Regions from separate parts of the Homo sapiens genome. Here region 1 is linked to region 2. The links are chromatin loops, found by intact Hi-C in ENCODE. Cell type or tissue: GM12878. All regions are shown on one strand. Links, peaks and the distances in the headings refer to the core of each region. The heading gives the core; the rest is flanking DNA.

Region 1 (5,384 bases), core at 325-5,324, 53 kb before region 2:
TGGAAATCTTTATTGTTACAAAGCAGTGGCTGATTACAAACTGAGTGTCTCCTGCTATTATTACTAAGGGCTGCCATCTTTATGTTTAGATGAATGACTCTAATATTACTATTTCTAGTGCCTCTGAATTAGGAAATTAAACATTTATTCCTTAGCAGCAGTGACAGGCTGTAATGATAAACAATTCTCAAAGCACTGTAACAGTGAAATCCGTAACTAAGTGCTGAATTCCCTTGGAGCCTCTGAGGAGGCAGAACACGTTTAGCAGCCCTGTGCCTCTGCACGGCTGTCTGTTCGCGTGCTGCAGTGCCTAGGCTAAGACTATTCTCCCCTTCACCTTCAACACATTTGCACTGAGTCCTTCCTATATTGCAAGGCACTAGAAGAGGTTCCTCTCTTCTGCCCTCCAAACCCTAATCCCCCACCCCAAAAGTCCTGCTTAAGCCTCATCTCCATGAAGCCTCCCTAATTACTCCAGCTCCCATTGAGCAACCTTTTTCAAGAATTTATCCTAGATACCCAGGCTGAACCATGTGGTTTGGCATTTAATTGTATACACCTATATTTTTCTCATATTAGCTCATGTTTTCTCTACCCCACCCCATTGAAAGAAAGTAGTAGAGATGGTGGAAATGATAAGAGTACTGTTTAAGTCAGTAGTTCTCTGTCAGACCTTCCTCCCCTTTTTACAAGAAATATTTTTGTTATGCCCTTTATCTATCATGAAAATCATAGATAATATAATTGACCTCCACATGCAATTTCCAAATACATTGATACGATACTCTAGGTGTTAATATTATAAGAGAGAATAAAAGGAAAGTAACTTACGATAAAATGCTGATGCTCCCCAGCTTATGACAGGATTACATCCATCACAAATCTAGGAGCTACTGAGTAAATATCACTTTTGCAGGATCATAAAGTTGAAAAATTGTAAGTCAAACTATCATAAGTTGGAGACCGTCTACAATGTGTATTTCATTGTATAGATGTTTGGCATGACTTCATTAGAAGCTACTACTAACTAGTAAGAAAATGCAGATTGATATGAGGTATTGTATTGGCAACTCAGATGCCACAAGCCATGGTACTATCAGTGATGTGGCTTTATTATTTATTATGATTTTTCTGTAGATCTTTTCTGTGGTCATGGTGCAACTTTCTGAAACGAGGATCAACTTTTGGTGACGTTAAAGAAAAAAAGAAGCCAATCAGCTTAGCTTGATTTATGTGGTAGTCTTATTTCTAGCAATTCAGCATATATTAAAACTATGCAAAAAGTATATTTTGTTTATATGAAAAGTGAGTTAGGTTCACTTTATTAGTTTATAAAATTATAAACAGATTTCAGGACATTCAAAAGTTGTAAAGGCTGCAGGATAATTCATTGTGGGGCACAGTCTGGCGTATTTTGGCACACCCAGCAACTCTGGCCCTCACCCTCTACAGGCCAACACTAACCCCCTATTTTTAGATAACCTCAAAAGTCCCTACAAATTTCTAGAAAGGCTCCTGGGATGTAATGGTTATAGTAAGATCCACTGACCTAAACCAAGACCCCCTGGAGATAGGATTATTACCATATAATCCAGCTTTACCCTAAGGGCCTAAGGTGAGCCCCCAAATGCCAGTTTACCGGTTCACTGCCCTGGTTCTCAAGGGGGTGCTGAGACCCATCAAAGGAGACAGCAGGTCAAACTAGGAGAGAAGGATGGTCTGCTTCCCCCTCAGGTTTCCATTTGTTCCATGCAGCAGTTGAGTTCCCATGCATACTTCTGTTTGAACAAAGGGTTCCTCCATTTTAAGAAGTGTTACATATGTTTTGGCAGTTGTGTGCAGCTTTATAATTGCCTTTCTGGGAGGGGACATGTTTATCTTCTCACCCCATCATGCCAGAAGTGAATGTTCAATTCAATTCTTGTTTATAGTTTCCACCTCTCTATTGAGACTCCCTGTCTGTTGAGTCATTGTCATTATAGTTTTCTTTAATTATTTGAACATATATGTAATAGCTGCTTTGAAGTCTTTGCTGAAACTAACTTCTGGGCCCACGCAGGGTCAATGAGTACTGCTGGTCCCTCATCTGAACCTCATATCTCAGGGTTCAGTCAGCACATTCACTTCCTGTGGTCAAAACTTCGTGGGAGACCACATCATTGTTCATAACCACTTTTAAAATTCATCATGAGAAATCCCTGTCCAAGGAGAGAAACCTCTGATGATGGAACAGCTGAGGAGAGATGACTCTGGGCTGAGAAAGAAGTATTAAGCAGGGCTGGGTGGCCTGGCTTGGTGGTCCGGGCCTTCTGGAGGCACTGCAATGCTGGGCATCTCCAGGAAGAAAGAAGACCCCTCCCACTAGCACTTCTTCCTCTTGCCAGCAGAGAGAGAGGATGCAGCGGGCCTGGACTCAGAACATAGGAGCTGGAAAGACACAAGACTCTCTGGCTTCAAGCTCAAGAGCTGATGAATTCATCCCACAGTCAGGATGCCATGGGGGCCTGGGATGGGTTAGACATACCTAACTCCTCAGCCAGCTTCTGGTCCCCTATTGTGCTTGTGTCCACCTTGTATACATCTGCCTCGGCCTTTCCTTTCCTGTCCTTTCGTGGCTGACCCCCACCGCCCCTGCATCTAACAACTCTATTTAGTTAAACACTGCCTATATTCTATCTGTTTATAGTAGAGGCCCTCAGCCTGGGAGCTACTTGTGAATATCTTCTCTTTGATCTATTGACAGCATAACCCTCAGAGAGTCATGTTATTTCTCACATTTCCAGCTCCCGAGGGCCTGTGTTTGCGTATCTGGGTACAGAGAAATTCCCCATCTTGATGGCGAGCTCTGGAGGGCACAGCACAGCTCTGGTCAGGAAGATCTGGGTCCCAGCCCCTCCCTGGTGCATGGTGTGTATGCCCCTCGGTGAGCTCTTTGGAGCCCAGTGTGTATTAAACTGTGAAAGGAAGACCACAGGGCTCATGCCAGGGCAAAATGAGCTAAGGATCATCCAGCATCCAGCTAAGATGTTATTGACAAACATGATCACCTTTTCCTGTCTCTTCATGGCAGGGGCCTTATTTCCCGTGCACCCCTACATCATCTAGCCCAGTTCCTGGTTCTCAGTTGCTGCTCAGTAAATATTTATTAGGGGAATTACCTGATGCTGGTCTCTTCTGCTTTTTTAATTGGTGGCTTTCACATTGTGTTCAGTGCAGTTTTAGGAGTTCTGACGAGGTGCCTGAGGGCCCAAGTGGGCCAGGGTGGGTGAAGCCAGCAAGGGTAGGTGAGAACTGATAAGAGTGGACAGTGGGGGAGTGGGATGAGTTGGGCTCTAGGCCTGCCCCTATGTTCACACTGCTAGTTTGCATTTAAATTGGTATAGGAATAATATTTTCTTCCTTGAAGAAGGAATTCTGTGATTTAAAGTTTGAAAATAGGCTGGACATGGTGGCTCACGCCTGTAATTCCAGTACTCTGGGAGGCCGAGGTGGGTAGATCACCTGAGGTCAGGAGTTCAAGACCAGCCTGACCAACATGGTGAAACCCTGTCTCTACTAAAAATACACACAAAAAATTAGCTGGGCATGGTGGCACACACCCATGATCCCAACTACCCAGGAGGCTGAGGCAGGAGAATCACCTGAACCCAGGAGGCTGAGGTTGCGGTGAGCCGAGATCACACCACTGCATTCCAGCCTGGGTGACAGAGCAAGACTCTGTCTCAAAAAAAAAAAAAAAAAAAAAAAAAAGTTTGAAAATAACTGCCTATGCTTTGAATAGTTTAGAGGAGGAATTTAATTTTATGAATGATGCAAATGTCTATCTCCATCTTCATTGTCCCAAACATTAGCCATTACAATTAAATTAAAAACTCAGTTCTAAGTTCTTCAGCCACACTGTTCATATTTCAAGTACTCAGCAGCCACATGTGGCTACTGGCTACCACTTTGGGCAGCACAGATATGAACATTCTTATCATTAGGTAACTGCTCAATGTGTTCATCTTGCCTACTACCCAGAGAGAGCAGATTTTTCAAGACAGGGGAATGGCAAAAGAGAAGGAGTTTAATACACAGAGAACTGGCTAAAGGGGAGATGGGAGTTTTATTATTACTCAAATCATCCTCCTCGAAAATGTGGAAGCTAGGGTTTTGCAAGGATAGTTTGGCAGACAGAGGACTAGGGAATTGGTACTGCTGATTGGTTGGGGATGCAACCATCGGGGTGTGGAAGCTGGTCCTGGTGCACTCAGTTGGCTTCTGGGTGGGAGCCACGGAAGAGTTGCTGGTCCCGGTGGGTCCATCTGGTCAGAAAGGCAAAAGCTTGAAAAGACATCTCTAAAGGCCAATCTTAGGTTCTACAACAGTGGTGTTATTTACAGGAGTAATTGGGGAAGCTGCAAATCTTGTAACCTCTGGAATAATGGCTGGTAATCATTTAGCTATGCCTACATGGTAGCAGAGTTCAGGCCCCTCTCATTCTCCTAACCTGGTGAGCTTCGATTAGTTTTACAAAGGTGGTTTAGTTTTGAGGACTATTATCATTTAAACTATACATTTCTCCCAAAGTTAGCTTGCCCCACACCCAGGAATGACCAAGGGCAGTTTGGAGATTAAAGGCAAGATGGAATTGGTTAGGTCAGATCTCTTTCACTGTCATAATTTTCTGTTATAATTTTTGCAAAGGCAGCTTCAGTTACAGAAAGTTCTGTTAGACGTTTCTGGGTCTGTATTTTCTATTGTTTAAGTCACAGGACTTAGTAGACAGACAGTGGCTGTATTCCCTGTGCTGTAATATGTTTGTGGGCTTAAAGGGTAAGTTGAGTTGTCCATGGATGTAGGTTTGAATCCTATTTATTAACTTGCTATTAGCCTACCTGACTGGCTTTACATTCCCTCCTCTGTACCAGGGAGGTTCAGTCACATCAGAGGTTTCCATCTACTTTATCTCCGAGGGTCCCTGTGATTGTGTCTTTGTTCTCTTGGACCCACACCCATGATGGAAATGAACTGCTTTATTAGGTAATGATTGGCTTACCCTCCCACTTTTGTTAACGAAGGCTATTTATAACTACCAACAAAAACCCTTGATCAGCATACGATTATCAGAATTCTTATAGTGAGTTGAAGTAGTTCCAACCCAAACTTAGAAACAGGACATTATGGTTAGCTTAGCACCTTATCTCTAGTAATTGTACAGTTTCCATGTGGCATCTTTCAAATATTGAAAATAACTTATCAGTGTTGTTCCCTGTCTCTATTACTACCTTCTCCCACCCTTAGGTCTTGTTAGGACTGCTTAAAGTTTTTTTCAGGTTTTTAAAGAGATTCTAGGTCCAGGGAGTGAAAAGCTTTTGAAAAAATAAAGTTAACAGAGTTTATTT
Region 2 (5,384 bases), core at 113-5,112:
GGTTGCAAAATATTCTCAAACTATGCATGTGACAAAGGTCTAATATCCAGAATCTATAAAGAACTTAAATCAACAAGCAAAAACCAAATAACTCCATTAAAAATGGGCAAAGGACATGAACAGATACTTCTCAAAAGAAGACATACAAGCAGCCAACAAATATATGAAAAAAGTTCATCATCACTGATCATCAGAGAAATGCAAATCAAAACCACAGTGAAATACCATCTCACACCAGTCAGAATGGCTTCTATGAAACAGTAAAAAACAACAGATGCTGGTGAGGCTGTGGAGAAAAGAGAGTGCTTATACAGTGTTGATGAGAATGTAAACTAGTTCAGCCACTGTGGAAAGCAGTTTGGAGATTTCTCAAAGAACTTAAAACAGAGCTACCATTTGACCCAGCGATCCCATTATTGGGTATCTACCCAAAGGAAAACAGATCATTATACCAAAAAGACACATGCACCTGTATGTTCATCACAGCACTCTTCACAGTAGCAAAGACATGGAAACAATGTAGGTGCCCATCAGCAGTGGACTGGATAAAGAAAGTGTGGTGCATATACACCGTGGAATACTATACTGCCATAAAAAAGAATGAAACATGTCCTTTGCAGCAATGTGGATGGAGCTGGAGGCCATAATCCTAAATGAATTAATGCTGGAACAGAAAAACAAATACCCGTGTCCTCACTTATAAGTGGGAGCTAAACATTGAGCACACATGGTCATAAACATGCGGACAACAGACACTGTGGACTACTAGAGGGAGGAGGGAAGAAGCAGGATGTGGGTTGAAAAACTACCTATTAGGCACTATGCTCACAAACTAGGTGCAATGTGCCCATGTAACAAACTGGCATGTGTACCCCCTGTATCTAAAATAACAGTTGATATTTTTAAAAAAGAATATATATAAACATATATATTATATGTAAAGTATATATATTTTAGGGCCTGGCACATGATACTAATGACTCATATGGAAAGCCAGCGAGCTTTCATAAGATATTGCACACAAGGAAAGTTAAGAACCAGCTTGCTGGGCTGTCTGATCACTAGCTCAGGCTTTCTGCATGAGCTTGGCTTTCTGATAGGAAAATCCAGGGCTCTGAGCCTGGAATGAACATATGTATGGCCCAAGCTCCACCAGCAGCTTAATTCACTGTGACAATTATCAATTGGTTGCCTCTCAGCTCCAAATTCACCCTTCATTACTCGCTCTTCGAGAATGATGAGGGTTAGGCTTTGTCAGCAGGAAGTCCTGGAGGGACATTGTGAGAGAAAATGGCTGCTCTTCCTAGTTCCAGGGGGCTTGCTTTCTCAGGCTCTTGCAGCCTGGACAGCTTTCTCTGCAGCCCCAGGTGGCCAGCAGCCTGAGATGCCTTCCTGCAGACAGCTTCCCTGGGCACCTCCCTGTGAATGACCTCTGCCAGATCCCCCTCAGGAAGCTTTGCAGTAGGGTGCACAAAATGGGGTACCGCCCCTTGGATGGCTTCCCTGGCACCCGCTTGGGCAGCTTTGCAGTGGGTGCCTTCCTAAGCACTCCAGAGACAGGTTTCTGGACAGCCTCAGCAGTGAGGCCCCTCATGAACTTTTCCCCCATCCTGAAAGCCCTGGCCAGACCCTCTTCCATGAGGCCTGGATCTCAGCTCTTCCTTGAATGCTCTATCTCAGTCCTAGGGGAGATAGCTGCTGTCTGTATCAGCTATTCCTATATTCTTTAGAGCTCTCTTTACCGGTTACTAGCCAGTCTTTCATCACTTCAATCCCCTGTTACTAATTTGTTATAGTTAATTTTCTTGTAGAAATTACTGATTTGTCTCCTGTTCAGAGTTTAGTACATTCACCATATTTTTTCAGCCCACCATTTAAAATAAAAATGTAACTCCCTTTACATGAAAAACACTGCAAGAAACATGGAAGCAACAAAAACAATATGAAAACACTTTCACTATTAATTTACTAAGTTAGAAGATTCTATATTCTCTTTCAGTTCTTGGCTATCTGTCTGATTTTTCCGTATTTGTAACCTGCGTGCATAATTGAGTCTGCACTCTAAGTTTATGAGTTGACTTTAGCTTACGTAAGCAGTTTGATAGCCCTATAGTCCCCAAGTAGCCACTGGTCACATAGTCCTTGCATTTGTCATCAGGCAAGGCAATATAATATTCCATTTTCTTCACGTGCTCAAATTTGCTAAGCTAGTTCCTGATTGTGGGATACATGGGTTGGTTCATGCTTTTCCATATTACAAAAAGCACAGATCAAAATATTTTTGTTCAAGTTGCATCAACCCCACCTAATTTTTTCTCTTGTTTCTTCCTTTCTCGATTCTCTAACAGTTGGGCTCACATATTTTCCCACCGATAGACAAGAGATTACCAGAAAAGGGGTGAGGAATCCAGAGAGAATGTCTGCATAAGAAGGAGGGTGGAGATTTCTTACTGAACTAAAGGCTTCAAGAATTGGCAAATACCTGCTCAGTAAGTATCTCCTGCCAGGAAAAGAACCAGTCTCAGAGGTGGAGGCAGAGGGGAATCATTGGTTGGAGAGGAGGAATTTAGACTTGGGAAGCAAGGTCGTTCTAGAGATCAAGACTGTCTTTTCTTCAGTCTCTCATAGTGTAACCTGTGACTAATGCATTAGTCATACTGAGCACGTGGAAACTACACAATATACACTAGAAAAACATTTTAGTTCTCAAGAATAGCCTCAAAATCAGACAATGCCTGAAGTAATTGAGAGTGGGAAGCACATTGTGCAAGTGATTACTGCTCTCTGACATTTTAAACCACCAATAACTCAATTGTTTCCTGAATTCCCAGAGAGTCAGAGAACATGAAAAAACCTTCTTTGTCACTCAGTGGAGTAAATGTTAATCTCATACTTAAATCTTTTTCTTTTTCACATAAAAGTGTTCCTGGTATAAAGCCCAGAAAGAAGCTTAAGCATAGCACCCCCTGTATTGTTCATTTTCTTGTTCATACATAATGTTTACCTGGAAATTCTTTATTTCACACTTATTCTTAAAAGTAATTTTGCTGAGTCTCCAAACAACTGTTTTCAAAATTTTCTTCCATTTTTCTGACTTGGAATCACTAGAAATTAAAACTGTGCTTTTCTTAAAGCTCTATAAACTGAAGCTAGCAACTTAAACTTCGGGAGAAACAATAGCAACATATGTAATTAATATATATATATATACAACTTTTGTGCCTGCCTGATGATGTATGGACTTCTCAGAAAGTTCACTTGAACACCCGATTCGAGCCACAATCCAGAAAAATCTGTCAGGTTGCTACTGCAACCTGAAGATGCTTGAGAGACTCTAGAAAAACTAGTCTATCAACTGCTCCAGGACATTCACCTTTGCTTTCCTTCTGTTTCTGTAGAAATGCCTCCTATTAAAGATCTGTTTGCCTGCATCATATATAGTGGCCCACCCTGTCTGCAATGCCACCTCCTAGAATGAGACACAGCTGTTTAACTGATCTATTCTCAGGACTAAGAGACTGACTAAAGAAGATACGAGGATGATATATTTAAATTTGCTCTTTTCTGTTCCTTCCAATTTGTCTTTCCATTTCTTTGTCTATCTCTAACAAGCTCTAAAACAAATTTCTCCAAAGCTATCTGCTTGTCTTTTAATATGTGAATTTTTTTAAGTTTCAAAGTGATGACTGAAATATTTCACCCCAAAATATGGCTCCCTGGTATAGTGAGTATGTTGAATTCAACACCCTTAGAGATCAACAAGCACTAGAAGAGGCTTTTCCCACCTACATAAAGATAGGAATGATCCACCGAGGAGAACAATTGCTCTTGTTCTCCTCCGTTATCTCATTATCCATTACAGGAAAGAAGACCAAGAATGTAACCACACCTGAACGGAACCTTTTTGAGATAATGACTGTCTCTAAGGATCATTTACATTCCAAGAACTACTTACAAGTTAATTTCTGCTCCCTGATCCAACCATTTTCCCTGGTGATCATTTATTGCCCCTCAATACAATTATTCTCCTCCCCATTCCCATAACCCATTCTATCCGGATTCAAGCCCCCATTCTTTCTGTAACCTCAAGATAGCAGGTAAGCTGCTGTACCACATTGAGAAGTTGGGTCTTCATTCTGAAGGTTCCCATGTGTACACACTAAATAAGTTTGTATACCTTTTCCCCTATTTATTATTATTATTTTTGAGACGGAGACTCCCTCTGTAGCCTAGGCTGGAGTGCAATGGCGTGATCTTGGCTCAGTGCAACCTCCACCTCCCAGGTTCAAGCGATTCTCCTGCCTCAGCCTCCTGAGTAGCTGGGATTACAGGTGCCCACCACACCTGGTGAATTTGTATATTTTTAGTAGAGATGGTGTTTCACCAAGTTGGCCAGGCTGGTATCGAACTCCTTACCTCAAATGATCCACCTGCCTCAGACTCCCATAGTGCTGGGATTACAGGCGAGCACCACCGTGCCTGGCCATCTATTCCCCTATTTTTTTTTTAAAGTAGTTTTGCTGCACATGCAATTCTCATTTATTTTCGCTTATCACTTTGAAGATATTGTTCCACAATTGTCTAGTTTCTGTTGCTGTATAAAGGTATGTTGCTAATAATTTTTGTAGATGATCTGTCATTTTTCTGCTTTAAGATCTTTCTGAGTTTAGCATTCTGCAATTTTATTACTATCTTTTGCAGACTGGGTGTGGATTTTAAAAGCTTTATCTTGCATGGTATATGGTGTGCATCTGTAACTGCCCAGTAAGTTCTTCTTGCCTGCTGCCCAGATAGAGCCAATTTATCAAGACAGGAGAACTGCAATGGAGAAAGAGTTTAATTCGTGCAGAGTTGGCTGAATGGAAGAGTTTAATACACATAGAGCAGGCTAAATGGAAGACTGAAGCTTTATTATTACTCACATTAGCCTCCCTGAAACACAGTCTTGCAGGCAGGGGGCTAGGGAATGGGGAGTGCTGATTGGTTGGGTTGAGGATGAAATCACAGGGAGTCCAGGCTGTCCTCTTGCTCTGAGTCAGCTCCTGGATGGTGGCCACAAGACCAGAGGAGCCAGTTTACTGGTCTGGGTGGCGCCACTGGATCCATCAGAGTGCAGAGTCTGAAAAATATTCCAAACACCAATCTTAGATGTTATTCACAAAAGCAATTAGAAGGTTAGGAATCTGGTGCCCTCTGGCTGTATAACTCCTAAGCCATAATTTCTAATCTTGTGGTTAATCTGTTAGTTTTACAGAGGCAGTTTGGTCCCCACACAAGGAGGAGGTTTGTTTCAGGGAGGGGCTGTTATCGTCTTTGTTTCAAACTATAAACTAAATTCCTCCCAAAGTTAGTTCAGCCTATGCCCAGGAAGGAAGAGGGGCAGG

The links. Hi-C counts contacts between places; a loop is a spot of excess contacts. Peaks named below come from ENCODE experiments on the same cell type or tissue, not always from the same donor. Only the 100,000 strongest peaks of a DNase experiment are listed, where the experiment ranks them.
Region 1: it touches region 2 in a loop (2.6-fold over the local background); 4 of 110 quality-filtered maps call a loop at or near these places.

Annotation. Positions count from the first base shown.
Region 1 is chr6:110,587,799-110,593,182 of GRCh38, reverse strand. LOC105377941 (a long non-coding RNA gene) reads right to left here. Exons shown (of 4, transcript XR_942866.3): 4 at 4,087-4,304. Among named protein-coding and RNA genes, the nearest start is that of SLC22A16, 110 kb to the right of the region's middle. RefSeq lists an enhancer at 2,261-2,320. In GM12878, for the core only: no CTCF peak of the experiment used is centred there; DNase peaks (open chromatin) are centred at 2,092 and 3,042; H3K27ac peaks cover 1,187 bases.
Region 2 is chr6:110,534,681-110,540,064 of GRCh38, reverse strand. It overlaps LOC105377940 (a long non-coding RNA gene), which reads left to right. Exons shown (of 7, transcript XR_007059703.1): 6 at 2,349-2,489. Among named protein-coding and RNA genes, the nearest start is that of SLC22A16, 61 kb to the right of the region's middle. In GM12878, for the core only: no CTCF peak of the experiment used is centred there; no DNase peak of the experiment used is centred there.